Linked DNA regions of Homo sapiens: all the other regions are linked to region 3. Evidence: chromatin contacts called from ENCODE Hi-C or POLR2A ChIA-PET data. All regions are on one chromosome and are shown on one strand. Each heading gives the region's core, a stretch centred on a gene start or an enhancer-like site at or near the end of the contact. The rest is flanking DNA. Distances are from core to core; before and after follow the strand shown. Region 1 has its middle 27 kb from the start of GALR1. Region 2 holds the start of MBP-AS1 (MBP antisense RNA 1). Region 3 overlaps MBP (myelin basic protein).

Region 1 (3,108 bases), core at 213-2,712, 120 kb before region 3:
TTTTTAAAGAGCAGTTTAATAAAATGGAATACGGTTTAGTCTTTTTAAGGTCTGAAATAAATATCCTCAATATTATGTGAAAAAAAATAAGATACAAAAGCAAGTGAGTAATGAAATTAACAAATAAGAAGGAAATTTTAAGGTGGTATGGGAATTCTAAGGCAGAATTTACAACTTTATACCTATCATGCTGAAAAAATAGAGGTAATAGGAAAATGCAGTTTTCCAGCCTTTCTTTACTTGGAAAGAGAGGGAACATATGAGCAAGCACATCACAACAAGGAGAAAATGAAATGCTCTGTGCACACTCTGCATGACGCTAAAACATCAGACAAGGTATCATGCTCACAGGGAACTCACCATTTTTTTTTTCTTTTATAATTTAAACTCTTTTGGAGCAAAGAGAAATACAAAACTTCCTGAAATACTTCTACCAGATAAAGGAAGGCAAAAATGACCTCTGGACAAAAAAAGAAGACAATTAATGAAACACTCTCATTGCCATTAGTAGAATATAGCAAGAAGTTAAGAGAAAAGCTACAATACACTGGAAAGGAGAAGAAAACTGTCATTTTTATGTATATGGAGTTATTGTCTAAAGTTTTAGAGGAAAACACTAAATATTTATAAAAATTAAAGACTTCATAATGTTAGTTCAGCATAAGGTTAACATAAAAAATAAATAACTTTCCTATGAGTTAATCAAAGATTAAGTAGATGCTTCCTGTTTATACAAAGTATATAGACAGGTTGTGTAAACAGACAATAGGCAGCAATGAAGACCAAAGTTGTAAATACGCTGTAGTAATTATCCCAAATTTAATCTATAACCTCAACACAGATCCAATCAAATTTTGTTGCAATTACAGCTCCAAACTTCTTCTGGAAGACAACATTGCAAAAAAAAAAAAAAAGGCGGGGGGAGGGGGGGGTGGATCTAAGAGAATGCTATAAACAACTGTGTGACAAGAAATTAGATGACTCATATGAAATGAAGAAATTCCTACAAAGGCAAAAACCACCAAATCTGACTCAGGGAGAAACAGAAAATCTGATTAGACCTATAACAAAGAGAGAGTAATTAAGTTTATTAGTAATTACATTTAATAATTAAAACTACCCACAAAGAAAATCCCAGTCCTGAATTTTTGAATTCTCCCAAAATATGAAAAGAAATAATAACAATTCTTCACAAATTATTTCCAAAATAGAAAAGGAAGAAATCCTGCCAGCTCATTTTATGACACCTGTATGACTGTGTGGAAAAGAGTTAACATTTCAGGCCTGACTGCTGTGGTTGGAAAGACCCGCTTACTGGGTTGGTTCTTGTCTGGCATCTGGGAACTTGGGTTTGGGGAGGGTCCCCACCGCTATTAACGGACGAAGGTGGTGTTCACTGTACCTAAACTGCTTCTGCAAACAACATGATGTATGCTAAACACCTGCTTTTGAGTCTGGAATTTCAGTCCATGCCAGGCAGAGGCTGCCCCCATGATCAGCCCAGGTAAAAACCTAGGCACTGAGTCTCTAAGGACTTCCTGGAAGGCCTGCTAACATGTAGATTGCTGGGCCACCCCCAGAGGCTCTGATTCAGCAGGTTGGGGTTGTCGGGGTGGGGGAGCACTTCAGCAGATTCGCAATGGGCATTTCTAGTGTGTTTCTGGGGGATTGTGACGCTGCTGGTCCAGGGACCAAACTTGTAGAGCCAATGATCAAAGGAGCTATTTTACCTCATTCCTTTTTTAAGAGAGTTAATTTCTTGAATATCCCTTTCCATTTTATTCCATCTGACCACAGCTTACACAATTGAATCGGTTTGTTAAATCTAACTACCACAAAGAAATTCTTAAGAAGAAACAATGACCTAGTAATTATGAAGTTATTTTAATGTTATTTAATATCTAGGATATTAGCCAATATCTAATATGTTCTAACATATTCTAAGTATGACTATATGACTCCACAATTATCCCAAGTGTAATGTTTTTAAGATAAAATTGTAATTGTTATAACTGGGATAGGTCAAAGTGTATAATACAATTAAAATTAAATTTCATTACATACCTTCTAAATGACATTTGCAATATTAAACATATCTGACTCTCTAACAATACTCTGATTCCTTTGACGTCACAGTGCTGTTTGCTCATGCTAGGTAAGGGGAGGAAAGCTAAATCCAGACACTGCCACCCATCTGCTGTGCTGGCAACACGCCTTCTAACCAAAGCAACTAACGCTTCTGCAATAGCTTTGAGAAGTACTACCACTAAAGGGGAATATTCAATTTGTCCCCTTCTAAGGTGAGCATATAAATAATCTGAAGATATTTCTACCTCTGATAAATTAAGATTTGTTTCTTCAGCCTTTCACCATGGTCTAACCCTAATAAACTGTGGCACTGGACTTATCTACAAATCCTTGCAAAGTAATGCCTGCCCAGAAGTAGCTGTAAGTAATGCTATCTCAGGGACACTAAAAGCCAACTCCAACGTTACAGAGACTGAAGATTTTGTTACAGACCTAATATTTTATTATAGATTGTCCATGGTAAATATACATAATTGATTAATACACTTTGAATTGGTTTTTAAAAATGATGTGCAAACCATTTTCAAAGAAACTCTGTTTCATTACTTTCAAATATGGCTCTAAATTTATTTTCTCGTTTCCAGTTTTATCCCCTTTCTAATTCAATTCCTCCCCCAAGGTAAGAGTGATTTTCCTAAAAACATAGAACATTCTCTTGCATTAAGCCTTCTTGTCCTCAAGATGAAGTTCATCTTAGTCCCCAGGCCTCAACTTTCAGCTTGCCTCCATCAACCTTAACCCCCAGACATACCCCACACAAACAGCGCTGATGTGCCATATTTTTCTTTCTGTTTTTCCAACTTATCATACACTTTTTAACCTTCCAGATTTTGCATAGACTGTGTCCTTGCCTTACTCATTTCCAGTGATCCTTCAAATCTTGGTTTATAAGACATGACTTCAGGAAGCATTCTCTTAGCCTGGGTCTGAGTTAAGTACTCAAATCATATTCTTCCATACCATCTCTACTTTTTCCATCAAAGAACCTACGACACTGGATTTCCGGCATATTTGTTGAAA
Region 2 (2,766 bases), core at 43-2,542, 120 kb after region 3:
ACCTGTCAGTCCCCAGGCCGGCAGGAGGCCTCCACGGTATGTGAGAAAGCTGCCTGTCTTGGGAGGGAAATCTCACTAGATGGTTCCTGAAGCGGCTTCGCAGGCTAGCATTTCATAAACGTTTTCACTTGTGAAAACAAAAATCCCTTGAGTGAGTTGTGTAAGCACAACATAGAGGCTTGTTTATAATGCTACGTATGTACTTGGAAAACCCCCCAAGAAGTCAGAACTGTCACCTTGGTCTGTTAGCTGCGTTACTTGGAAGGATTCTTGGCGTCTGCGCTCTGGTTATTTGTGTTACTGGGCAGTGTGGAAGACGTAGAATTAGATGAGGACAGTGTTGGTTCGTTGCTGATCGGCCACGGTAAAGAGCATATTTCTTTTCTATCTTGCTTTCTGGGGGCTCTTCGCCAAAATTGATCATTTCATAAAAGAGGGGAAACCCAAGGAGAGAGACTAAACTTTGAATAAAAATTTGAATGCAAAAAAAGTGCAGTTCTGCTTCGTCGATCTAAGTGACATTCTGAGTGACCAACGCATTCCTCTTTCTAGAGGGATGGCCACGCCTGGCTACCTCCACACCGTGGGCCACAGCACACCTGTGCACCATCTCAATTAGCTGCCAACTCTCTTTTAAACATCGAAATTATTTGTCCCCCAAACGTGTAAATGCATGGTTTTAAGACCCCTTCAAGTCAAAGTTTGCAGACAAAGCTCTCTGTGCATTTGATTTGTCTGGTGTGGCAGATGAGATGGCACATAGGAGGGACGTCCCCAGGGATGGACACGTGGCTTTGCTCTTTGCTGGCGCGTGTAGCAAGGGGTGTGCTAGGGTCCCGCCGAAAAAGAAGTTGCTCCTGTTGTCGCTGGCAGTTCCCCTCGGCTGCCCTGGCACCTCTAGCTGACGAGAAAAAGTGCTCATTCAAAGCAAAGCAATGGAGCGGCTGCACTTTCACCCACAGAAGTGCAGCGTTGTTTTGCAGAGCAGTGGTTATGCCAGGCACCACTCCCTGGGGCCTGGGAATCCGATTCCAGTTCTCTCTCACAGAACTGGAAATTCAATTAGCATTTGCTGAGGGAGGTCGGGAGAAATGGAATGAAAAGACCAGCTCTCCGGGGTGCCATTTCTATTAGCAGATGAGAGAGACACCCAATGGCTCAGCATCCACCCGGGACCACAGAAGAGGGGATGCTGGTGTGGGAGGACCCTGCGGCACTCTCGTCCTAACTCCTCTCTCTTCCTTTTCAGGGAGGAAGAGATAGTCGCTCTGGATCACCCATGGCTAGACGCTGAAAACCCACCTGGTTCCGGAATCCTGTCCTCAGCTTCTTAATATAACTGCCTTAAAACTTTAATCCCACTTGCCCCTGTTACCTAATTAGAGCAGATGACCCCTCCCCTAATGCCTGCGGAGTTGTGCACGTAGTAGGGTCAGGCCACGGCAGCCTACCGGCAATTTCCGGCCAACAGTTAAATGAGAACATGAAAACAGAAAACGGTTAAAACTGTCCCTTTCTGTGTGAAGATCACGTTCCTTCCCCCGCAATGTGCCCCCAGACGCACGTGGGTCTTCAGGGGGCCAGGTGCACAGACGTCCCTCCACGTTCACCCCTCCACCCTTGGACTTTCTTTTCGCCGTGGCTGCGGCACCCTTGCGCTTTTGCTGGTCACTGCCATGGAGGCACACAGCTGCAGAGACAGAGAGGACGTGGGCGGCAGAGAGGACTGTTGACATCCAAGCTTCCTTTGTTTTTTTTTCCTGTCCTTCTCTCACCTCCTAAAGTAGACTTCATTTTTCCTAACAGGATTAGACAGTCAAGGAGTGGCTTACTACATGTGGGAGCTTTTGGTATGTGACATGCGGGCTGGGCAGCTGTTAGAGTCCAACGTGGGGCAGCACAGAGAGGGGGCCACCTCCCCAGGCCGTGGCTGCCCACACACCCCAATTAGCTGAATTCGCGTGTGGCAGAGGGAGGAAAAGGAGGCAAACGTGGGCTGGGCAATGGCCTCACATAGGAAACAGGGTCTTCCTGGAGATTTGGTGATGGAGATGTCAAGCAGGTGGCCTCTGGACGTCACCGTTGCCCTGCATGGTGGCCCCAGAGCAGCCTCTATGAACAACCTCGTTTCCAAACCACAGCCCACAGCCGGAGAGTCCAGGAAGACTTGCGCACTCAGAGCAGAAGGGTAGGAGTCCTCTAGACAGCCTCGCAGCCGCGCCAGTCGCCCATAGACACTGGCTGTGACCGGGCGTGCTGGCAGCGGCAGTGCACAGTGGCCAGCACTAACCCTCCCTGAGAAGATAACCGGCTCATTCACTTCCTCCCAGAAGACGCGTGGTAGCGAGTAGGCACAGGCGTGCACCTGCTCCCGAATTACTCACCGAGACACACGGGCTGAGCAGACGGCCCCGTGGATGGAGACAAAGAGCTCTTCTGACCATATCCTTCTTAACACCCGCTGGCATCTCCTTTCGCGCCTCCCTCCCTAACCTACTGACCCACCTTTTGATTTTAGCGCACCTGTGATTGATAGGCCTTCCAAAGAGTCCCACGCTGGCATCACCCTCCCCGAGGACGGAGATGAGGAGTAGTCAGCGTGATGCCAAAACGCGTCTTCTTAATCCAATTCTAATTCTGAATGTTTCGTGTGGGCTTAATACCATGTCTATTAATATATAGCCTCGATGATGAGAGAGTTACAAAGAACAAAACTCCAGACACAAACCTCCAAATTTTTCAGCAGAAGCACTCTGCGTCGCTGAG
Region 3 (2,885 bases), core at 113-2,612:
CTTCGCTGAGGTCTGTAGTGCGTTTTTATTTAATAGTAATAATAAACTTGGAAGAAATGGGGCCTTCTCTGATTTGTACTTAATTTCTATGTCAGCCACATGAGTAATTTTCCATGATTTGCTTTCAAATCATCCATGGAAGGCGAGTAGGTGACTATATACTGTTCCTGTGTATATTTTATCTTGATTAAAGTGATAAACAGTATTTAGTTTCTTACCTAAGGATTTAGAAAGACTAATTTTATAAATATGTAAATGGTTCTAGTCAATGTTGAATGGGAGGGTGACTCATTATTTTGTTCAGCCCATACTTAAACTGTATTACTGATAATGTCAGCATTATAATTAGCAATAACAACCATAAATGTATTAAGTTACTAATTTATTAAGAACATGGCTTGGATACAGTATCTGCACCAGGAGGATTAAGTTTCACCTAAAGTGAAAGTGGAAAAAACAGCTCTGCTCAGAGGCCTCTAGGCTGTTAACACTGTTGGTATTTTAAGTCTTAGAATGACTGATTTGCAACTCCAGTTTCAAGAAACCTCTCTGTGGTGTACAGTTTCTTTCCTGTTGTTTGACGCTGTAAAACACCCACATATGTTTTTAATTTGTTTAATGCTATCAGAGTAAGATTTTGAGCCATAGCAAAGCCCATGCTGAGGCTTTTGTTTTCTGAAATCTCATGTTTAAAGTTCTGATCATTTAAAAACCTCAAAACTTGGAAATGTTAAAACTATGGTTCCTGTAGGTAGTTTTAAGAAGTAAGAGCTTTTTTTTCTTTCCTTTAAACTTGATGGGAAATATTTTGTGCCCTTCCAAGTACATGTACATGTTCTGTGATGCTGCATAGCTTAGTAGAGCATTAAACTTGAATCACAAAAGAAAACGTGACATGAGCTCCAGCCGTGTCACCTACCACTCTGCACATTTCTGTGTGTGATTCTGGGAGGCATTTTTCCCCCTTATGAGAGAGTCAAGGAAAGTTTCTGTCAGTTTCAGGTGCTGGTTACTGATCTGTCAGCAGGGAGGGCAGCTGCGGTGGGGGCTGCCCGGTCTACCCCACACACTGCCTCTGCCCCACTGCCCGGCCCAGGCTGCTGAGGGCCCCCTCCTTCCCACCCTGCTGCCACCTTCTCCACCTCTCCCCACCCACACTAGATGATTCTTTCCTCTGCTGTCATAGAGCCTGCGGCTGAGTGCTCTGATACAGATCCTGGTGATTTGTTTATCATCCGACTTCTTCCCCTCCTATATCAAGGAGGGAACTTTCCTCTCTCTGATGCCTCCGTCTCTAAGCCTGGAGCATCCCCAGCACATAACTGGCTTACAGATGTTCGAAAGAGTAAATGAATCATACCTATTTCCTAACTTCTTTTTCACATAAAAGCTCAGTTTCCTGAGCAGGCTTTAGGTGCCGTTGGCTGCTGGGGAGGTGGTGGGGAGGCCTCGTCTGTTGCCTGCAGGAGCTTCCAGTCTCCTTTGCAAGTTTTGCCCTCAGTGACTCAGGGCTTTGAAATTTGCTTCTCTCTCATCCCGAATAAGCCACGGCAGGATGTAAGAGGAAGAGAAACTAACTAAAGGGTTAACTGTGGAATGTCTCTGATTGGTGAAAAAAAGACACTTTTCTGGAGTTGCAGTGTTAGTCCACTCATATGGGGTGCAGGTCCCTGGTAACAAGTGGTTGAGCCACCTTCCTGGGCCAGTTGAGGGTCAGAACAGGAGACATCAGATTCAGGCAGAAGCACTCCGCCCATCAGAGGAGTGGGCAGCCTGCCCTCCTGACTCATGATTCACTCATGCGGATGGAGTGTAACTTCCTCCAGGCAGGCGCAGGTTCAGGGCACAGCGCTCCTTCTCAGAAACGAAGAAACTCCTGTTCTGCCTTTGACTCCCTGTGTTTTTTAAGTTGCAGGGAAATTTGGTTTCCAAATGGTCCTGCCTCACTAATTTACCAGCTTTCTATCACTCTGCCCATTTTGTATTTGGTTCTCCATCTTACTACAGAACTTGGCAGAACCCAAGAAGGAAAGGGTGCCAGCTGCCCTGGAGAACCCAGGGACGTGCCTCAATGCCAGGAGAGGGGCAGGGGGCAAGACCCACCCACAGAGGGATGCCCTGTCTTAGGCAGTCTTTGCCTGCCTGGCAGTCCTTGGTCCTTAGGACGTAAGACACTTGGCTTCACTGGCTACTGGAGGAATTCATTCCTTTTTGGCAGTGTGAATCAAAGGGGCTGGGCAGTTACCTTTGGGAGGGTCAGCAAGCGCTCAGAACGTGCCCATGTGCCAGGCTGCTTGTGGCTTTTGTCCCTCAGCTTTCTCTGAATGCTGTGGATCTGCTGAGCTGTGGGCTTACTCTTTGGGGTTTTCTGGTGATAGCTAAGCCTCCTGGGGATGATTCACTACATGTTCAAAACACCAAACGAGGCCAGGTGCGGTGGCCCACACCTGGAATCCCAGCACTGCGGGAGGCTGAAGCAGGCAGATTGCTTGAGCCTAGGAGTTCGAGACCAGCCTGGACAACAAAGTGAGACCTTATCTCTACAAAAAAATCAAAAAATTAGCTGGGCATGGTGCTGTGCACCTACAGTCCCAGCTACTCGGAAAGCTGAGGTGGAAAGATCACCTGAGCCTGGAGAGGTCGAGGCTACGGTGAGCCATGATCACACCACTGCACTCCAGCCTGGGCAACAGAGTAAGACCCTGTCTCAAAAAAAAGAAAAAACCACAAAACACACACACACACACACACACACACACACACACACACCCCAAATTCTATCTAGGCCAGCGCTAACACTGTATTAGTGCCTCCTGTGAGCCAGGGACTTTGCAGACATTGTCTACATTGTATGTTGTATGAGTTCTTGGGGCTGCCATAACAAA

Evidence for each region. Hi-C counts contacts between places; a loop is a spot of excess contacts on that map. ChIA-PET counts read pairs that join two places held with the same protein, here RNA polymerase II (POLR2A). Pooled maps may share reads with other maps.
Region 1: a loop to region 3 is called in a pooled map, with 8 times the contacts of the local background. The contact joins two enhancer-like sites. A Hi-C loop is called at or near these places in 2 of 168 maps with a recorded cell type or tissue (IMR-90 and Panc1) and 9 of 50 pooled maps. POLR2A ChIA-PET finds 5 or more read pairs at or near these places in 9 of 52 experiments (AG04450, BJ, CD4-positive, alpha-beta T cell and 6 more).
Region 2: a pooled map shows a loop between it and region 3 (4-fold over the local background). The contact joins the promoter of MBP-AS1 here to the enhancer-like site in region 3. A Hi-C loop is called at or near these places in 2 of 37 single-sample maps with no recorded cell type and 4 of 50 pooled maps. POLR2A ChIA-PET finds 5 or more read pairs at or near these places in 6 of 52 experiments (CD8-positive, alpha-beta memory T cell, GM12878, activated B cell and 3 more).

Annotation. Positions count from the first base shown.
Region 1 is chr18:77,221,740-77,224,847 of GRCh38, reverse strand. No RefSeq gene overlaps it. Among named protein-coding and RNA genes, the nearest start is that of GALR1, 27 kb to the left of the region's middle. Within about 2 kb of position 1,462, at least 2 of the 41 ENCODE cell types and tissues checked have a DNase peak (open chromatin) inside an H3K27ac peak, as active enhancers do.
Region 2 is chr18:76,978,955-76,981,720 of GRCh38, reverse strand. It overlaps MBP-AS1 (MBP antisense RNA 1), which reads right to left and starts at 1,292. Exons shown (of 3, transcript XR_935667.3): 1 at 1-1,292. MBP (myelin basic protein) reads left to right here. Exons shown (of 9, transcript NM_001025101.2): 9 at 1,250-2,766. The coding sequence ends at 1,294. RefSeq lists an enhancer at 354-413.
Region 3 is chr18:77,100,393-77,103,277 of GRCh38, reverse strand. The region is part of intron 2 of MBP (myelin basic protein); the gene reads left to right. Among named protein-coding and RNA genes, the nearest start is that of MBP, 31 kb to the left of the region's middle. RefSeq lists a silencer at 1,038-1,157 and enhancers at 1,448-1,517, 1,608-1,737, 2,841-2,885. Within about 2 kb of position 1,362, at least 38 of the 41 ENCODE cell types and tissues checked have a DNase peak (open chromatin) inside an H3K27ac peak, as active enhancers do; they include GM12878, where a contact is called at or near this core.